2 separate regions of the Homo sapiens genome follow, and region 1 is linked to region 2. A link is a contact called in ENCODE Hi-C or POLR2A ChIA-PET data. All regions are on one chromosome and are shown on one strand. The core of a region is the stretch at or near the end of the contact, and the rest is flanking DNA. Distances in the headings are between cores, read along the strand shown. Region 1 has its middle 71 kb from the start of IL1R2. Region 2 overlaps IL1R2 (interleukin 1 receptor type 2).

Region 1 (4,915 bases), core at 636-3,135, 36 kb before region 2:
TGGAGCAGGGGAAAGTAGAGGCAGGGAGACCAGTTAGTAGCTGGAACAACAGTCCCCGGGGCTTGATGAAGGGGCTCCAGGCTAAGGCAGTGGACACGGAGGGAAATGCACATTTAACACGCTTCAGAAGGCAGACGCAACAGCACTGAGACGTTGGGAGAAGCTGTGAAGCATTGACATGGTGAGGGCTCAGACCACTCCTCAAACAAGCTGGAGAACAGGGAGGGCGGTGGGAGGGCAGTGGGAGCGGGTGGTATCAAGTCAGCCCCACTATCACAGTGCCCATGTTCATGATCTTCTCTGCCCCATACCAAAGTCACTGCGACTTTCCTCCAGGCCCTCTGCACCACACATTCATGTTACATGAGGCTTCCCAGAAATATACCCTCTTCTTCCCAAGTGCACCCTCTCCCTGATCCCATTACCTCCTCCTCTCCTCAACCATGAAATGAGGGCATGATACCAGGGAAGAGAGGTACCCTAGGGCAGGAGAGCCTCTCACGGCCCCATTATCCCTTCCCCTCCGCTCTCCGTGTCCGTGACTGGCTCAAAATTGCTCTATGCACTCTGGGCTGCATGCACATAGTCTATTGTCTCTTAATAAGTCCAATAAAAAAGGCCCACCCTCATGATGGGCAATCAGCCCTATCAATTAGAAACAAGCCACTCTGTAGGGGGTTAAACTCTATGGCTCTTACTTCAGGGCGGTATGAATAAAACACGGCACATGGAATTCATGTCACCAGACTCCCAGCTCAGAGATTCCTGGAAGCGAGTTCAGAGTCCACACAGCCCCATCACTGTGTTTACACCATTATTAGCCAGGCTTCCTCGTGGGGATGCTAAGAACTGATAGAAAGTTCAGAATATTGACCATGTATGACTTTAATCATACGTTTGCAATAAAATGAAGCTCTTTCCCTGAGAGCAAGGAGGCAGCTAGGCAGTAGCAGAAAGACACAGTTCAAAGTTACCATCTAGAGCAGTCCAACACAAACACAGCCATCTCGGAGCTTTACTGCAGAGCGTTTTTGTTGCGGGAATGGACACTCAAGCCACACATCTGGTAAATGTTTCCTGAAGAAGAGATGGGGTTGAGAAAGAGAAGATAAAAAGCAGGACTGGTTATGCTCAGCCCTAAAGCCCCGGGCAGGCTGCACATGTGTTAGCCAAGAGTGGCATGACTCAGCGATCACCCTGGCTTCTCAGAAAGAAGCTGTTCATCCTCTTGACTCAGCATTCCTCACTGCTGAGCAGCCTCAGCCTGCAGTCGCCCAAGGACCCCAGCCACAGAGCAGGCCAGCACACCGTGTACTCTCAGACCCTGTCCTCAGATGCCCTCCTCCATCAGACTTCAGGCCCTTCCTGGCTGGCAGAGAGGCCACAGCCCTATGAGGGAGGGTCCCCTACTCCAAGTGGGAACAAAGCACTCTTTAAGGAGCATGTCTACAACACAGCGGTGCCCCCACCCTGGCCAGATACCTGTGAGCTGGAGGGGGGCAGCCACTCGCTCTTGGGAGGCCTAACTCTCCCTCTGGGATGTTTTCATTTTCTTCCACCTTTCCCTGAGGCTAAATGAGCCATCAGAGGCAACCAGCAGCCCAGGGACAAACACCACTGCTGGGTGGTGGATAACAGGAACTGGGTCAAGAACTGGGCTGAGAATTAAGAAAATTTCAAATTTCCTCAGCTCACAGTTTTATCTGTTGGAAAATAATAGCGGGGCTTATCTTGTTAGGAAAAGGGAGGGAGAAAACACTCCCTAGATACTCAGGGCCTCTTACTTATCACACAATTCCTTTTAGAAATATGTTGACTGGTTTCCCGGACTGAGGAGCCCTTTGCAAGCCAGAGCGTCTCAGGGCAGCCAAAGTGACAGAATCAGGAAGCAGTCTGCGAGGGCCAAGACCTCAGAGCCAGGGTGGAGCCTCCACTTACTGAGGACCTTGGGCAAATTATTTAGCCTGTGAGTGCCTCAGCTTCCTCATCTGAAAAGAGGAATGATGCATAATGATGGAACCTAATGCACAGGGTCCCTGTGGGGCTCACTCGCTTGCTCATGCACTCATGAGTACCTACTGTGTGCAAGCACAGTTCTAAGGGCTGGCACACCAGTGAGAAAACCACGTGGATTCTGACTCTGGTGGAGAATGAAGGGGGGAAAATAGAGCAGGGGCTCGGTGGGCTGGGGCTGGAACTAGGGGAAGGCAAGCAGGTGCCTAAGGCCCCAAATTTAAGGGGCATGCACCCTATGGGCACCTGCACGGCCCTGAGAACAACACTGTGGCCACCTGGGACCAGGTTGGGGTGAAGGTGAAAGAGTCACAAAAGTGTTTGATCAAAGTGCTCAGTGCAGTCAGTGCCTAGGAGACTGGCCCTTAGTAAATATCAGCTGCTTGTAAGAGCATTAGGAAACGGAGGAGGCAGAAAAGAACTCCAAAAAGAAAATATGAACTCTCAAAGCTTCAGCAGGATGGGGAATTTAGTGTTGGGGCAAACACCTGGACACACCTAGAATCTCTGGTTGCCAACTAGAGCTGCAGCTGAGCTCAGATGAAAACAGAAGCCTCGATGCTGGAGCAGCAGCAGCCCTGGAGATATTGATCTGGCTGGCCTTGGATGGGGCCCTAGCAATCACGTTTAAGACGCTCCTGCCAGGGGATCCTAGGGCACTATGTGCCAAGCCTCATGCCAAGGGCTTTCCATGTATTATCTCATTTCCCCCTCCCCTAATCCCACAGGTTCAGAACTACTCTTTTCCCCATTCACAGATGAAGAGTCAGAAACCTCAAGATCTTATATAAATTTCTTAAGGTCACCACCATCTCATGCTGTCTGTCTGCTGCGGCATACATAATCACTACTGTTTTCAATGGACGTGTTAAGTTACCAAGAAAAGATTAAATGTATGCAATGACCTCTGCTTAAGAATGCGTGGGTGTACTAAGTTTTCAGAAAAGGTTAAATGTGTGCCATGAGCTCTGCTTCAGAGTGCAAGCCATGGTGAAATTGATTCTGCAAAGATTAATGTGCAAAATAGTTCCAAGTTTCTAAAGTTGAGTGTTCTGAGCAGTAAGCTCTGTTTCCTGGAAATTTTACTTTACAGAACATTCTTCAGTGATGCTCAAGAAGTGAGATGTGTCTGTTCTGTAAAGATGAGTCAGGAGTAGTCAAGAAGCAGGAGAATTGTCAACTCTGACACACCAGAAATGACACTCAGCAGGGCTTAGCAACCATGGTCTCTTCTCTGAACCCATGAAGTGAAGTGGAAACTGGAGGGGTGTCAGCCAAGTTACAAAGGAATGGCTGAAGCTGGGAGGCCCCACAGGAAAGAAAACGCTGGAAAAATAGAAGCTTCTGGCCCCAGTGTTCTCACGCATGACCATAATAATTAAAAAGAAGCTTTGGCAGCCACCCCAGAGCAAGCTCATGAGGAGAGATGGGTCACAGAGCTGACCAGCAGTTCTGGAGTGAGGGTGGCCCTGGAGAAGCTGAAGTCCCAGGGGACGCCTGCATCTGCATGGCAGGAACCAAGTCTGTCAGTGATTCTCCTCTCCCTCGAAACCATCACTGCAAGATCCCGCTCTGCCATTTACTAGCTGTGTGACTTTAGGCAAGTTACTCAACCTTTCTGAGCCTCAATAAATGGTAGCTAATATTATTGTTTATTGTTATTAAAAGCAGTTAAATCTTTATAGGGTCATGTAACGCACAGCCATAATCAGGTAGCACTGGGAGAGGCAAACATTTCTAAAATAGTAAATATTTTAGACACTGTAGGCCAAGAAGCATATTTCATATGTTATATATACATAAAATATATATGATATATGTGTGTGTATTTATATAATGTAGATACTTCTATAACAAGAGAGAAACCTCTGCATGCCTGGCCCTATCTGCCTGGGGTGGGCTTCCTGTGGGCAGGCACAGTGTGCCCTGAACCCACTGGAGACGGTCCTGGGAAGAAGGGCAGCCTGATGGAGGGAGGGGCCTGGCAAGCCAGCTCAGTGGGCTTAGGGAGTTGAAGGGGACTTGGCCACCACGGTCATTTTCTCTCTTTGCCCCAGGGACAACCAAACCAGCTCCTCCTGGAGATCCCGGCCCCCTCCCTCTGGACAGCTGAACGGAAGTGAAGCTAACACGTCACCAATTCCCAGACTTAGATTCTGCAGCCTGGCGCCCCGCATTGCAACAGCAGAGCCCCCATGCTGTAGGAGTGACCAGCATGGGCCCTGTGTGGCAGGAAGGTGAGTCCTCTGGCAGGGGAGGCAGGTGCTGGAAGCCAAGTAGGGGACAGGGACAGATGGAACCACCTCAGCTTGGGTCCTGCAGCTCACAGCGCTTGCAGAGTGTCCCTGAGCCATACAGAAGTAGGTGACCACCCACAGTTTGTCAGTGGGTCATAGTTTGCTGACCTTAGATGTAGCAAAAGAGACCTAAATGTGACCCCAGTGTGGTTGCAGGGAGTAACCAGTGAGCACACCCGTGCCAGCGTTCTCCAGAGCACAACCCATTAAGGGATCACAAAAGCACGTCAGTGGCTCACCACCAGCATCTTTTTAATGAAACAAAGAGAATGGATTCTCTCCAGGTTTTTTATGGCATTCATATGGATAAGCATATATGCTCTGGGCACCATGCCAAATGTACTTCTTACTGAGGACTGGGTGCTAGGCACAGTTTTTGGCTTCTGTATCCCTCAAAAGAGGTGTTTTCATCTATTTTTCAAACATTCGTGGGGCATCTGCCTTGAAAGTTTAAGAATAAGCTCCTTGAGGAACAGGGTCAAGTCCCAGCTTTCCATTAACTCTGAAACCTACCACCTTGGCACATGGGCAGGAAGTGAAGGGAAGACAAGGGAGTTTGCTGGCTTCTGAGACAAATGTATATTCCTGGGAGGACCCTGGAGAAG
Region 2 (4,962 bases), core at 692-3,191:
TTATTCTGCAAATATTCATTAAATGCCTGCTTTGAGGTACTGGAAATACAGCTGGGACCAAAATAATCTCTCTGACCTCATGGGTCTTCCATTTGGGTGGGAAACATAAATTGAAAATCAACAAGCAAATCTATACTGGAAGGTCTGGTGGTGATAAAAGCTACAATGGTACAAAGCAGGGTGAGGGGACAGAGAGGAAGGAAGGTCCTCTCTGGGGACCTTCCCTCTGGGAAGGTCACATTTGAACAGAGACCTGAAAGGTGGAGTCACCAGCCGTGCTGATTTTCCTGCCATTGGAGTTTTTTTTTTTTTAATTGAACTCATTTATCTATCTGGATTTTATTTTTGGTATATGATATGAAAGAGGCTCTGGGTACATTTTATTCAGTTTGTCTACAATTCTTTTAATGCCCTTCCTTCTATTTTCAGACATGTTGTTATGAAGTTGGGTCTAATTCTCAGTTCACTAATACATTCCAATGTGTGTATTTTTAATTGCTATTTTTTGGATAGCCCTTTCCAAAAAAGTTCACCAATTCTTGCTGATTCTTCTGCTTTAGCACTAAATTATTCTTTTCAGTCTCAAAATGAACAACCAGCTTCCTGAAAGGCAAACTATGTCTTAACCATCACTGTATGTACAACATCTCCCATAGAGTCTAGTCAAAATAGACTCATAATATGTTTTTGTTGAATGAATGTCAAAACTCATGTAGATGTTTTCCACTCTCATGCAGGCCTAAGAGCACCTCATTCTGTTAAATAGGTCACAAGTAGCAGACAGCTACTCACACCCACTCACAGGCACATCTACTGTTGTCACTGATTTTTAGGGAAAAAAAAAACAGAATGTAAGACTTTAGTCCTTTACTACAAAGCCACTATAAATGTGGCACCTTTGGTAGACAACTGAGGCAAAGAACAGAGTCCCTCAAAAAGACACAGCCACTTCCATAAGAGAAGACGTACGGAGTTTGTGTTTGAATTATTTCATTCCATTTATTTCACTTGGGATAGGATTGAAAGTCTTGATGATGAGGCCATAGCACAGTCAGACCATCTGCTTTTCCAGTTCTGTGTTTGCACCGTCTGTGCATCCATATTCCCCCCAAAACCAAGAAGGCCAGTGAAAGTGGGGCCAGCACAATGCCCCAGGAGAACGTGGAGGAGGCTGTGGGAAGAACAGAGTCACATCAGGAGCTGAACAGTCTCTCACTGTACAAGAGGACAGGGCAATGCAGGTGTACAAGATAAGAAAGAAATTGGAGTTTGTTTTTCTTGATAAATGTGCATTGATTTTCAGAAAGCACATCCCTCACACCAACATGGAGGATATTTGAGAGTGATGTCTGTGGCATTAGAGAAACGAGCGTGATAGGGCAAAATCTGTTAGAAACATCGTAGGGTAAGTGGGCAAGTGCTGAGGGTTTAACTTTGTTCCAACAGTGGGACACTGTGCGTTTAAGATGCTGTCTGTTTATGTCACAGTTGGCCAACTGTGACAGAGCCAGGAACAATCTGCCCTTTTCTAATGAGCATGGGTGTCATGAGGATCAAAGGAAGTAGCAAAGGAAAATAAATTTTGAATAATGGAGCTGCAGGGGCCAACACGATTGCTTGGGTCCAGCTATTTTATGTTCTGCTCCTTGGCGTCTCTGTGTTATGGAAATACAGGAAGAGACTCTGAATAAAAAGTTAAAAAGCAAATGTGAGAACAGAGTGTTATCAGACACATTGTTGATGAGACTAGAATCCTGCATTTTTAAGCTATTATCTATCACAGTCTGTTTAGTCATCCAGGAATCGACATGACCTCAGCCTGTTGCTCCAGAGGATTCTCACATTTTAAAACCCCACAAAGATTAGAAATAAGTTCAGCTGTAATATTCTGGGCAGCTGTTTGAATACACCTCTCAGTCCTGGTGAAAGACTTACAGCCTGTGTTCCCTGGATCAGTCACGGCCAGCCACATGCAGGGACAAGGCTCATGTTATGGAAAATTTTAAAGGTTCCCAGCATCAGGGCCAGACAAACCACAGGTTCCTTGGGCTCACTAATCTGACCCCGAGAGGGAACATTCTGATTTTTGTGGGTAAATGTGTACAACCACCATCTCTCCCAGCCTGCTCATCTGGAAATGATCTGAAACGCCACCCTTCACATGTGTGCCCTCATTCTCAAACTTCACTGTGAAAGGAGCTTTTTGTGTCACAGGCTGCAGCCTCTCCCTAGGAATATTTGACAGGGTGGATCTGGAGTAAGTCCTGAGATCTGTGTTTGTGACCAGTGGCTCAGGTGAGTGTGAGGCTGGTGGTGCACAGCGCACAGTTGGAGGAAAGTTGGGTGCCATTCCCTGTCCTGAGGCTGGAACACATCATTGGCTTTCCAGTTTACACTGTGTTTGTGGCTGCCTCCCCAGCAAAACATGGAGACCTGGAGCAATTTGTATTTATGTTATTGCTGTAAGATTGTCCACGAGCCATCACTGAGATGCTGGGAATCACTTTGGCTTGCCTGCCATTAGCTACAGGCTGTCAACAGAGACTACATTCAAGGCAGCTCTCCCTCCTGCTCAACAATTAAACATTGATATGAAATCAATTTAATCAAAAATGATAATGTGGGTTTTCCTCTTCTTCTTTTTAAATGTCCTTAAATGAACACTGGGTTGATTTGGCTGTAGCCTTGTACCTATTTCCGGTCATATAATGACTTTGACCCTAAAGCTGCCCTGAACCCTGGGTAGCTCCCAATCCCCAGCTCTTAGAGGATGAAGTTTCTCATCTTCAGGATAAAGAACAATCCACCCTCTTCTAGAGGCCATGCGAAGACAGCTGATTAGTGACCCAAGGCAGAGCCACATGCAGACAGAGTATTTCGAAGTTTACTGTAGAACCATTTCATCCATTTTCCAAAAATCAGCTTGCTATTTAAATTTTTCATTTGAGTATAATCTCCCAAAGTCCAGCCTCCACCCTACCAAAACTCTTTAAAAATGGGAGGTTTCTTTTCAGCTCTCCACTAGCAGACAATGCAAGGGAATTTCTATGGAATCATTTGGAGAACAAGTAGATTTGTCTAGTATCCATGGAACATTCAACATGTTATATTCTCCTATAGTGCTCCCCAAAATACATACATACCTTCCTTGACTGTGGTGCGTAGTGTCTGAAAACTCAGGGTATTATGGACAACACATTTAAAATCCATGTGCAAATCCTCTCTTGTGACAGGATCAAAAATCAATGGCACTTCAATGTAGTTCTCATTATTTTCTGAATATTCCCTGAGTTAAAAAAACATTCACTTAATTATGATTGTATCGAATGCAAGCTTGTCTTTCACAATGTAGACATCTAAACACTCTCCTTTAGAAGTACCCATTGCGCTTTTATTGTTTTCAAGTTTCATAAAGTTAGGAGCTCTTGCCACCATACTTGTGATTCATTTGGGACAGTTTCTAAGCCTGTCCCTGAAGGCCTTAGTGTCACTGAAGTTGGCGGTCACTGGCATCAAACAGTTGTTACACTACAGGGTTAGATAATGGGGAAGTTCATCTTTTAAGTCTCTTAATGAACAACAACAACAAAAAAAAACAGTCATGGGAACAGAAACGTCTAGTTTGAGGAAACTTGAGTCCCTCACCATTAAATCACTTGTATATTGAAGGGCAGGGAGTTTCCAGGACTCCAGCCCTCAGTGGTGCCGTCTCTTCTCATCTCTACTGCTGACTCTCACTCTGGAAACCTGCAGACAGCCCAGGGGAATGGCTGTGGCCAGGATAGCTGCCATTTATAGTGTTAGAGGAATCTGTAGACACCTCACTACTAACTGTTAGTGTGAATAAAAACACAGATGAGTGGATCCACTAGGAATATTTTTGTTCTATTTGTAGGGGGAATATAGGTTCCTTTAAGTAAGTGGATCATATGAGTAAGCTGAGATGGGCATTTAGTTGTGGCCAGGTCTTTTGCAATGAGAACTTGCAAGCACATGATTGTGCTACCCACACATAGTTTTTATCCACTAAATTACATCCAGAAAGATCTTTTGTGATAAGTCTTTCAAAAAACACAACCATTTGGCAAGCAAAAGCTCAGGCTAATTCAAAGTATCAAAACTGTAATTTTAAAAAGAGTTACAATTTGGAATGTTGAATGGTCTCCCTCACAGGCAACAAGTTCCCACTTACAAAAGGTCTGATTGTTCGAGTCTCAGAGTAAGAAAACATTTTCTAGAGATGACTGCTTATGAGAACTGAATTCTTTCTTTTTTTTAATTATTAACCTCCCTTAGAGATTGTGGCAGCCCACAGCTCCCTGAGAAACAGAAGAGGTACTATAGATACTGTGGCTAGGTCTCAGGGTCTTTTTAAGGGTTTATGAAAATGTTTGATAGTCAGGTTGCAGAGTGGAAAATGGAAAGATATGAACTCCAAAATATTTTTTAACTTGCGAAAATAAAAGGATCAATGTTTAATGAAACAGCTACAAAATGCAACATCAATACCAACATGTCAACTGCAACTCAACTTTTAAGTATTTACAGAGAAAGTTTGATTCTCAAGATAATTTTTAGCAAAATACAATTTTTTAAATTCTAAACATCCAACAGTTTGGAATCAAAAAAAGTAACTTTTAATGTGGTATGTGGGTCATAGTGATAACTGTCTCCAAAAGGAAGAGCGAAACCCACAGAGTTCTCAACAGAAGACCCTGGCCCACTTACTGGCGTGGCCCCTCGGTCACGCGGCCTCCCGGGTAGGCGCTCTCTATGTGGGTGTCATTGGCCGTCCACCACAGCATGGTGGTTAAGGGTGTGCCGGTTCCCAGAAACACCTTACACGGGATTGTCAGTCTTGACCCTGTGGATGGCAAGGCACAGCACGTCAACTGCAGAACCAGCACCTCCCACCCACCAGCAAACCTGAGCCCTGAGTCCCTCCTCGGCTTCTCAAACACC

The links. Hi-C counts contacts between places; a loop is a spot of excess contacts on that map. ChIA-PET counts read pairs that join two places held with the same protein, here RNA polymerase II (POLR2A). Pooled maps may share reads with other maps.
Region 1: a map of mammary epithelial cell shows a loop between it and region 2 (2.7-fold over the local background). The contact joins two enhancer-like sites. A Hi-C loop is called at or near these places in 32 of 168 maps with a recorded cell type or tissue (CD14-positive monocyte, Caco-2, GM12878 and 19 more), 3 of 37 single-sample maps with no recorded cell type and 33 of 50 pooled maps. POLR2A ChIA-PET finds 5 or more read pairs at or near these places in 18 of 52 experiments (A549, AG04450, BJ and 12 more).

Annotation. Positions count from the first base shown.
Region 1 is chr2:102,060,706-102,065,620 of GRCh38, reverse strand. No RefSeq gene overlaps it. Among named protein-coding and RNA genes, the nearest start is that of IL1R2, 71 kb to the right of the region's middle. Within about 2 kb of position 1,885, at least 31 of the 41 ENCODE cell types and tissues checked have a DNase peak (open chromatin) inside an H3K27ac peak, as active enhancers do; they include heart right ventricle, mammary epithelial cell and prostate gland, where a contact is called at or near this core.
Region 2 is chr2:102,024,435-102,029,396 of GRCh38, reverse strand. It overlaps IL1R2 (interleukin 1 receptor type 2), which reads right to left. Exons shown (of 9, transcript NM_004633.4): 7 at 4,729-4,864; 8 at 3,144-3,286; 9 at 853-1,171. The coding sequence ends at 1,005. Among named protein-coding and RNA genes, the nearest start is that of IL1R2, 35 kb to the right of the region's middle. Within about 2 kb of position 1,941, at least 7 of the 41 ENCODE cell types and tissues checked have a DNase peak (open chromatin) inside an H3K27ac peak, as active enhancers do; they include heart right ventricle, mammary epithelial cell and prostate gland, where a contact is called at or near this core.